Linked DNA regions of Homo sapiens: region 1 is linked to region 2. The links are chromatin loops, found by intact Hi-C in ENCODE. Cell type or tissue: psoas muscle. All regions are shown on one strand. Each heading gives the region's core, and the rest is flanking DNA. Links, peaks and the distances in the headings are about the cores only.

What was found. Peaks named below come from ENCODE experiments on the same cell type or tissue, not always from the same donor. Only the 100,000 strongest peaks of a DNase experiment are listed, where the experiment ranks them.
Region 1: it touches region 2 in a loop (5-fold over the local background); 5 of 110 quality-filtered maps call a loop at or near these places.

What each region holds. Positions count from the first base shown.
Region 1 is chr18:22,151,704-22,157,083 of GRCh38, forward strand. No RefSeq gene overlaps it. Among named protein-coding and RNA genes, the nearest start is that of GATA6-AS1, 15 kb to the right of the region's middle. In psoas muscle, for the core only: no CTCF peak of the experiment used is centred there; no DNase peak of the experiment used is centred there; H3K27me3 peaks cover 4,137 bases.
Region 2 is chr18:22,211,955-22,217,334 of GRCh38, forward strand. It overlaps LOC105372017 (a long non-coding RNA gene), which reads left to right and starts at 3,945. Exons shown (of 3, transcript XR_935279.3): 1 at 3,945-4,077; 2 at 4,725-4,915. RefSeq lists an enhancer at 3,880-4,529. In psoas muscle, for the core only: no CTCF peak of the experiment used is centred there; no DNase peak of the experiment used is centred there.

The sequences.
Region 1 (5,380 bases), core at 321-5,320, 60 kb before region 2:
AGTGGAATGTTGTGAAATATAAAGTTTATAAAAATTCAAAGTCTGAGAAGAAAAGGAACAATGCCCAATGCAATAATACCCTTACAATAATAGCCCCTTTAAGAACCAATTGTACAATGCCTGGGATTAGAAAATTTCCACAGGCTACAGTAAGGATTTGTTTATATTTGGATAATTGGATCAGAAAATGACTCCAAAGATATCATTTGATCATCAACTCTATTCAATATGGAATCCTCCCAAAAACTGATGTTCAAACTTTCTGACTTAGAATTCTATTTAGGAGGATGTGAGAGAAAAAAAAGTTGAAATGTAAAAAGCCATCTAAAGAGATCATTGTCTTTAGTGTGGAATGGTATGCTATGGATAATGCTGGAATGTATGCTTTGGGCTTGGAGAATTATCTAAAACCTTGAGCAACAACTTGTTCAACCAGCATTTACTGATTTCTGTGTGCTGGACACTGCGTCGAGGGGAATAAAAAGATGAACGAGACGTAATCGGCCCTCCTTAGATCTCACAGACTCAGGGAGCAAATGGCGCAGCAATGATGAGTGGAATGTCTGAGTCTTACCCCAATTGTATGACTGGTTTTCAGCACTTGGCTAGTTCCCCGCTTCTGTTCCCTCACCCATAAAGTGAAGAGATAGAATAATGAAGAGATGGTCCTCTCGGGCTGGTCAGGCGGTCACGTGGGCTGGAGAACTGGAGTGACCAGCTCTGTGGTTAAGCCTCTGAACTCTTCAGGTCTCACTTTCTTCATTTCACCCTCAGATAGTAACAGTGCCCACCTTGCAGTGCTGTTATGGGAATTACATTGAGACAATCCACATGGAGAGCTTGGCTCACAGAAAGCACTGGGGAGATGTTAGCTGCTATTAGTACTGTTCCTAGGTATGCAGAGGAACATTTCCATATTTGAAATTATTGGCACATTTGTCATTGTGTAGACAGCACATTGGAAGGCAGATAAAATGTTTCACTTTTATGTTTTATTATTATTTTTAAGATAGAGTCTCTTCTGTCACCCAGGATGGAGTGCAGTGGTGCGATCTCAGCTCTGCAACCTCTGCCTCCCAGGTTCAAGTGATTCTTCTGCCTCAGCCTCCCGAGTATCTGGGATTACAGGCGCCTGTCACCAGGCCCTGCTAATTTTTGTATTTTTAGTAGGGATGGGGTTTCACCATGTTGGCCAGGCTGGTCTCGAACTCCTGACTTCAAGTGATCCATCCGCCTCAGCCTCCCAAAGTGCTGGAATTACAGGCATGACCACTGTACCCGGCCTGTTTTCACTTTTAAATCAGAAGGTTTGACATCATGGAATCACTGTCTAATGCTGATCCCACATTTTGGTTATCATAAATTATTATTATTGTTACTATTATTGAGACGAAGTCTCCCTCTGTCGCCCAGGCTGGAGTGCAGTGGCGCAATCTTGGCTCACTGCAACCTCCGCCTCCTGGGTTCAAGCGATTCTTCTGCCTCAGCCTCCCGAGTAGCTGGGACTACAGGCGTGTGCCACCACGCCCAGCTAATTTTAGCATTTTTAGTAGAGACGAGGTTTCACCATATTGGCCAGGCTGGTCTCGAACTCCTGACCTCGTGATCTGCCCACCTCGCCCTCCTGAAGTGCTGGGATTATAGGCATGAGCCACCATGCCCAGTCTATCATAGATTATTTAAAAAGGGCAGAGAGACTAAATAGATGTGATCCTCATTATTGGCAGATTTGATATTTGCAAATTTGCATACTCAATAATGTTTATTGGTAATCCCTAAATCAATACTCATGGTGCTTTCCTGGTCATTCTCAGATATGTACAGAGCAGTAAAAAATCTGAGTTGTTCAACATGCTTGTTCCCAGCTGAGGTTGAACAGGACTATGTTCTGCCTTGTTTCAGCGCTCATACTGTAAACAAGTGTCCTTTCAAAGTCTCTGTAGTGCCACGTTTTTCACATTTTTGTGCCTTTTGTTGGTGATTTTGCCATTTGAAATGGCCTCTGAGCATAGTATGAAAGTGCTGTCTAGTGTTCCTAAGTGCAAGAAAGCTATAATGTGCCTTACCCAGAAAATATATGTGTTAGAGAAGCTTCATTCAGGCATGAGTTACGGTGCTATTGGCTGTGAATTCAATGTTAATGAATCAACACTACATATGAAATAAGGTGTCTTTAAACAGAAACACACATAAAACAAGGTTGATGAAAACATTGTGACCAGAGGCTCATAGAAACTTAACCCTTTATTTCCCCTGGGGGCAATGGCTCAGTACCCACCAATTGAGTGTTTGTGGTAACTTTATAGCACATAGCTATCATTAATAATAACAATCAATTGCATGCATGTACGTATGTGTATACATATATATAAATGTATGTGTGCATACGAATGTATATATATACACTTAGGTATTATTTTTTGTTTTTACAAAATTGCTGATAAATTTGTCAGAGAGTGCATGAATGGGGCTCTTTTGAATTGAGAGTCAGACTTGTGAGTTGGACTTTCTGGAACAAGGCCAGTATGTTGGGGGCCGGGAATCACATTTATAAAGAGATTATTTTAAGTTGTCCTTGCAGTAAATAATTTTAATACTAGCTGCTCTCTGAGTAGTGGCAAGAAGAGGAAATTGATCTTGTCCTAGTCCCTATTTTGAGAGATTGGTCTCTAAAGCCTCTCATTGCTGCAAGGAAAATCCTAGATTTAACAGATGGATTGGATGAAAAAGAAGAATCCATAGCATGACTTTGAAAGTCTTAGGCATAAAAGATATGACAGTACCTGGACTCTAGAACCAGGTTGCTTGTATTTGAAGTTAATCTCTGTCATTTAACGAGCTGAGTGACCTTGGGGAATTTTCTTAGCCTCTCTGTGCCTCCCCTGTAAAATGTGTACCTACCTTATAGAGTTAGGAAGACAAAACGCAAAAGCTCTCAGCACAATGCCTGGTACGAGGCATGTGCTAGTCCAATATTAACTCTTATTAACATTAGTAATCTTCAAAGCTTCCCTCAATCTCAATCATAGGACCATGAATTCACTCAGTAGACACTGACTGATCATGTTCTACGTCTTAACAACTTGGTAAGCTAATAGCTGACTATAGATATATGTAGATAATTTTGTGGATCTGTGGATATATAGATATTTTAAACTCTCCTATGCAGTTACTCCAAGGAAGAGACTGTCAACAATGGATGATACAGTTTCTCATTTTTTGCTTTGCCCAGGGAGCCAGCGGGGAGTGCCATTGGTGAAGGCAGACATACCATCCACTGTGTGGGTGAAGGAAACTCTGGCCAGCAGAGATCCAGGAGGAGGCACCCAGCAATGGAATGCAAGGCACCAGGGATTCTGTGCAGGAGCAGCAAGAGTATCTCCTGGGGAGCCTGGGAGGTTCTGAGCCCTGGACTGAAGGGCAGCCTGAAACCTCAAGAGACCACAGTAATATTACCATCTCCATCAGAACTAACCCTTGCTAAATGCTGATGTGCACAGGGCCCGGTGCCAGGTGCTGCCTATCAGAAATCTGAGCTACCTATTTGCAAAAACCTTCATAGTATTGATTGCTGCTGGCTGTGGAGATAGCAAGGGGGAAATGACCAAAGAGGTTAACACAAGGGCTTCGGAGATATTGATAATGTCTTTTTAAAATTATTATTATTATTTTAAAAGTTTCTGAAATAGAGAAGGGGTCTTGCTATGTTGCCCAGGCTGGTCTTGAACTCCCGAGCTCAAGCCATCTGCCTGCCGTGGCCTCTCAAAGTGCTAGGATTGTAGGCGTGAGCCACCATGCCTAGCCGATATTGATAATGTTTTATTTCTTAAGCTGGATAATACCCGCACTGGGTTTTGTTTCAGTATTCTCATAGCCCACACACATATATATTAGATATACCCTTATAAGTGTACATATTTATAAGTATATGTTTTGGCTGCAAAGATAAATACCAAAATTACAGTGACTTAAACAAGTTAAAGTTATTTATCTTTCATGGAACAGTCTGAGACTAAGTGATCTTTTTCTAAAGCTCTATGATGTCACAGACTGACACCCTCTACTGCAACTTTGTGCAATATGTGGCTTCTGTCTCATTGTGGCTGATCCAGTGCCTGCCATCACGTCTAAATTCTAGCCAGTAGTTTGAGCAAAGGTTAGAGGAAAAGCATGTTTCTTTGCTTTTAAGAGAATGACCCAGAAGTTATTTATTTATTTATTTATTTTTTTGGAGGCAAGAGTCTCACTCCGTCACCCAGGCTAGAGTGCAGTGGTATGATTTCAGCTCACTGCAATCTCCGCTTCCCAGTTTCAAGTGATTCTCGTGCCTCAGCCTCTGGAGTAGCTGGGATTACAGGTGCATGCCACCATGCGCAGCTAATTTTTGTATTTTTAGTAGAGACAGGTTTCTTCATGTTGGCCAGGCTGATATCGAACTCCTGGCTTCAAGTGATCCACTGGCCTCGGCCTCCCAAAGTGCTGGGATTGCAGTCGTGAGCCACCGCACCTGGCCCAGAAGTTACAATTCTATCTCACATCCCACTGTCTAGAACCTGGTCTCTTAGCCCCCCTTAATTGCAAAAAAATCTGAGAAATGTAGTTTTTAGCTGGGCAACAACTGATAGAGCTAAAACATCTTTTCCTGTATAAAAAGGAGGGGCCGGGCATGGTGGCTTATGCCTGTAATCCCAGCACTTTGAGAGGCCGAGGCGGGTGAATCACAAGGTCAGGAGATCGAGACCAGCCATGGTCAACATGGTGAAACCCTGTCTCTACTAAAAATACAAAAATTAGCTGGGCGTGGTGGTGGGCACCTTGAATCCCAGCTACTCAGGAGGCTGAGGCAGAAGAATCGCTTCAACCCAGGAGGCAGAGGTTGCACTGAGCTGACATCATGCCACAGTACTCAGGTCTGTGACAGAGCGAGACTCCATCCCAAAAAATAAAATAAAAAGGAGAGCAAATATTAGAGGGCAGAGAGCAGCCTCTGCTACAAATATATAAAAATATATAGGTGATTAATTTAAAGAGCTGAAAGTAAAAACTATACTTCCCAGTGCATTAACTATGAACTTATTTATTTAAAAATCATTATAGGCTTGCCCTGGCACAGTGGCTCACACCTGTAATCCCAGCAGTTTGGGAGGCCAAGGCGGACGGATCACCTGAGGTCAGGAATTCAAGACCAACTTGGGCAACATGGTGAAACCTCGTTTCTACTAAAAATACAAAAAAAAATTAGCCAGGCAGGGAGGTGCATGCTTGTAATCCCAGCTACTCTGGAGACTGAGGCATGAGAATCGTTTGAACCCGGGAGGCAGGGGTTTCATTGAGCCGAGATCCCACCATTGCACTCCAGCCTGGGTGACAGAGCAAGACC
Region 2 (5,380 bases), core at 77-5,076:
CTAATTTATCTGCTTTCCACTTCCCATTTTCAGCCTAGAGTCACACCATTCATTCATGCTCCATGTGTTAGGGTTCTCCAGGGAAACAGAACCAATAGGATATATACATATATAATCCATATATTGGATTTTTGATTTTATATATATCCTTGAATATATATATATATATATATATATACATATATAGAGAGAGAGAGAGAGAGAGAGAGAGAGAGAGACAGAGACAGAGACAGACAGACAGAGAGAGAGAGACAGAGAGACAGAGAGAGATTTGTTTTAAGAAATTGGCTCATGTGATTGTGAGGGCTGGCAAGTCTGAAATCTGTAGAGCAGGCCAGTAAGCTGGTGACTCAGGTGAGAACTGATGTTGGTCTTGAGTCTGAATTCCACAGGGCAGGAGTCTGGAAATGCAGGCAGGGTTTTTATGATGCAGTCTTGAAAATAATTCCCTTTTTTTTTGAGACTGAGTCTCACTCTGTCACCCAGGTTGGAGTGCAGTGGCTTGATCTCGGCTCACTGTAACCTCCACCTCCTGGGTTCAAGTGATCCTCCTGCCTCAGCCTCCCGAGTAGCTGGGATTACAGGTACCTGCCACCATGCCTGGGTGATTTTTGCATGCGGTTTCACCATGTTGGCCAGGCAGGGAAAAGAATTTCTTCTGGGGGAAACTTCAATCTTTACTCTTTTAGGACCTTCTACTGATTGGGTGAGGCCCACATACATGATGGAGGACAATCTGCTTCAAGTCCACTGATTTCAGTGTTAGTCCCATCTAAAAAATACCTTCACAGTGACATCCAGACTGGTGTTTGATTTTTTTTTTGTTTAAAGTGGAGGTCTTGCTCTGTTGCCCAGGCCGGAGTACAGTGGTACCATCGTAATTCAATGTAGCTTCAATTCCTGGGCTCAGGGATCTTCTGCTTCAGCCTCTTAAGTAGCTCTTAAGTACAGGCCTGTGCTGCCATGCTCAGCTAATTTTTTTTTTGTTGTTGTTGAGACAGAGTCTTGCTCTGTCACCCAGGCTGGAGTGCAGTGGTGGGATCTCGGCTCACTGCAACCTCTGCCTCCCAGATTCAAGTGATTCCCCTGCCTCAGCCTCCCAAGTAGCTGGGACTACAGGTGTGCACTAGCATGCCTGGCTAATTTTTTTTTTAATTTTTAGTAGAGACAGGGTTTCACCATGTTGATCAGACTGGTCTCGGACTCCTGGCCTGAAGTGATCTGCCCACCTCAGTGTCCCAAAGTGCTGGGATTACAGGCATGAGCCACCACATCCGGCCTAATTTGTTTTGTTTTGAGACTCAGTCTTGTTAGGTTGCCCAGACTGGTATCTAATTCTTCAAGCCATTCTCCCACCTCAGCCTCCCAAAGTGCTGGGATTACAGGCTTGAGCCACTGCACCAAGCTGTGGTGTTTGATCAAGCAACTAGGCACCAGAGCCTAGCTAGGCTGACACATAAAATTAACTATCGCTCTCCACACGCTTGGCCACTGATCCTTAGCAACTGGGCCTCAGTCCAAAGTTAGAGAGCTTAACTGAAGAGGACATTGTGATGATGAAGCTTGCCGGGGGCCATAGGGATCTCTGTTAGAACTCCCTCAGGATCGGAATTCTATGTTATTGCTGGAGGCCTCTCTGAGGGTTCTTGGGGAAGTTATGTAGAAGGTGCCTCTGCTGAAGTCCTGGAGCTGACCACTCCCACCGGCTTGGCTCTGGGCTCAGCTCTGTCATGGTTGAACTGTATGACCCTGGGCAAGTCATGGGCTCTTCTGGGCCTCAGTTTACTGTCTATAAATAGGGACATTTGGACTTGATGTACCTGAAGTTCCCTTCTTGCTTTTAAACAGCTTCTCAGCTCCTTTTGTTTTACCACTAGCTTTGCAGAGACTTGTTAGGAATTTACAGCTTGTGATTGCTTCACTTTTTTGGAAATGGCTCTATGGTTTCAAACAACATTAACTTTAAAAAATTAACAATGCTGAGCGTGGTGGTTCACACCTGTAATCCCAGCACTTTGGGAAGCTGAGGCAGGTGGATCACCGGAGGTCAGGAGTTCGAGACCAGCCTGGCCAACATGGTGAAACCCCATCTCTACTAAAATACAAAAATTAGCTGGGCGTGGTAGCACATGCCTGTAGTTCCAGCTACGGGGGAGGACAAGGCAGGAGAATCACATGAACCCAGGAGGCGGAGGTTGCAGTGAGCTGAGATTGCGCCACTGCACTCCAGCCTGGGAGACAGAGTGAGACTCCATCTCAAAAAAAAAAAAAAAAAAAAAAAAGAAAAGAAAAGAAATTGACATCATGTGTTTACTGACTAGATGCTTTTTTTTCTTTTAATCACTGCGATGTCATTCATCTAGTGAGCGCTCAATACATGTTTTTTTGGATTAAAACATATTTTAAAAATTTATATATCATTAAAAAGACATTTGCACTACAGAAGCTCCTGGGTGATGATAGGTAGACCCACCCTCTCCATTAACTATCTTGTAGTTTAGAGGACTCCAGAGTATATTGGAAAGAACCAAGGCTTTGCAATAATACAGACCTGGACTTAAATCCTGAATTTTCTACTTGTCAGCTGTGCAACCGTGGTCATAATTCTTAATTTCTCTGAGACTCAGTTTATTTATCTGTAGAATTGGAGTAATGGGATATCTCCCAGAGTTGTTAAATGACATGTATGTGAACTGCCAAGCATACGGCTTAATAGAGTAAACTTGAAATAAAAATGAGGTATTTTTTGTTCTCTTCCCTTGGACTGTGTGTGGAGTCCTGGAGCACTGTAATGCCACTAGGAAGTTTGAGGCAAGAGGCTCTCTTCCAGCGATGTCAAGAAACTTATTGCTTTTTTTTTTTTTTAATCACATCAGATGGATGTGATTACCATCTGAGTGTGTCCCATCCAACAGAACGGGGTTAGGCTGTGAAGTGCTTTGCTTTTAAAACAGACAGTCCTGTACTCTAGGAATCAACAGTGCTTCCCTTTCAGGAAGAAGTGATGAATCATTACAGGAAATATTGTGTTTTTTTTTCCCCTCAAGTATCTTACCAATGAAAGTTATTAAAAATAGAAGCTTCGGTTGAGAACAACTTTGGGAGGAGTCAGAGTGGAGATGAATTTACTAGGGTTGAAGTCAACATCTTTGAGTGAGTTAATCTGGAGTTTTAATCCCTGTCACTGTCTCTCCAAGGACTCAAATCTTGGATCTTGAAAAAAAATTAATTGAAATGCTACTTGATTTCAAAAGACTTAGAATACCACTAATGATAGAAATAATGGTAACTTCTAAATAAGTAACCAAAATAGGCCTCTATTGGTAGCTGAGAAAAGCTCTTCCAGCTGCGGAAGACAGCGTGCGGCAGCGTGGGTGCTGGCGGAGACACTGATTTGATTGTGGCCATGATCATACCACGTATACGTACATCAAATCATCATGTGGTACATCTTGAATTAGTCAATCTTTATTTGTCAATTAAATATTTTTTAATTAAAAAAAAAGCAGACCGGTCGTGGTGGCTCTTGCCTGTAATCCCAACACTTTGGGAGGCAGAGGCTGGCGGATTGCCTGAGGTTGAAAGTTCGAGACCAGCCTGGCCAGCATGGTGAAACCCTGTCTCTACTAAAAATACAAAAAGCTAGCCAGGCGTGGTGGCAGGCTCCTGTAATCCCAGCTACTCGGGAAGCTGAGGCAGGAGAATTGCTTGAACCCAGGAGGCGGAGGTTGCCGTGAGCCGAGATCGCGCCATTGCACTCCAACCTTGGCAACAGAGCGAGACTCTGTCTCAAAACAAAACAAACAAACAACAACAACAAACAAAAAAACCACCACCACCACCACAACAAAACAAACAAAAAAAATGCAAGCCGAGTGTGGTGGCTCACGTCTATAATCCCAAGGAGGCTAAGGCAGGAGGACTGTTTGAGCCCAGGAGTTCAAGGCTAGTCTGGGCATCAGAGAGAGACCCCATCTCTGATTTGAATGAATGAATAAATAAAGAGGAGAAGACAGCAGAGGAGGTGGCTATGTTGCTCAGGAGGTGAGACTGACCCACATCTGCCCTCCAGCAGCGGTAAGCCCAAGGGAGGGTCTGACCATCCTTTTTACAACATCATTTGTGCTGGAGCAGAAAGTACTCACTCTGTCATTTCTCTGGGTTTCATTCAAACCCTCAATGGCTGTTAATCACCATTAACCAGTTCCTTTAAACTGCTTTGCATTTCAAAGAAGATGGGTTCTCTAACTTATTCTTTCCTTCAATTATGGCTGGCTGGAGGTTACTTTACTACCATCTACATTCTTTTTTCTTTTTATCTATTTACTTTTTTGCCTATGACATAGCCTCAGGAGGTCCTGAGTACGTGTGCCCCTCTTTGTTTTATTATTATTACTTTGTTAAACAGTGTCTTGTTCTGTCATCCAGGCTGGAGTGCAGTGATGTGATTAAGGCTCACTGCAGCCTTGACCTGCCTGCCGCAAACCATCCTCCCATCTCAGCCTCCCAAGTAGCTGGGACTACAGATGTGCACCATGATGCCCAGCTAATTTTTAATTTTTTTGTAGAGACGGGATCTTGCTATGTAGCCCAGGCTGGTCTCAAACTCCTGGACTCAAGGGACCCTCCCACCTTAGCCTCCCAAAATGCTGAGATTACAGACATAAGCCACCGTGCCTGGCCTCTACATGCTATTTTAATTGATACTCCCCAAATACCTGCAGCTGGCACTTGGTGGCATGCATGATCTCAGCCCCATCTCCTCTGAGCGGATTCCTCCACAGCAGCTGGGCTCACGCAGCCACTTGTCTCAGCTCCACCTTCTCATGGACTCAACAAAGCTGTTTCCAGCAGGGCTGATTTTAACCAAGGGCTGGGGGTCTCGGGTTCCTGCTCTTCTTTTCCAGAGTGGAAGGTGAGTTTGTTTTTTGCCTTACTCGGGGCCTTTTCCCTGCACTGGATGCTTCCTTACCTGTCAAGCCCAAGCAGCTTTTAGAACTGATTGCTGACATTTGTGTTGAGAGAAGAGAGAATGAAAAAGAGCGGGCTGCGCGTTGTGGCTCACGCCTGTAATCCTAGTACTTTGGGAGGCCGAGGCGGGTGGATCACTTCAGGTCAGGAGTTCAAGACCAGCCTGGCCAACATGGTGAAACCCTGTCTCTACTAAAAATACAAAAATTAGCCGGAAATCGCTTGAACCCGGGAGGCAGAGGTTGCACTGAGCCGAGATCGTGCCACTGCACTCCAGCCTGGGCAACAGAGCGAGGCTCTGTCTCAAAAAAAAAAAAAAAAAAAAAAAAAAAAAAGAGCAAGCACTACAGAGAACTCGAGCAGGCTATTTCTGGAGAACCTGCTCCCTGTCACCCCTTTTAGTGCTGGG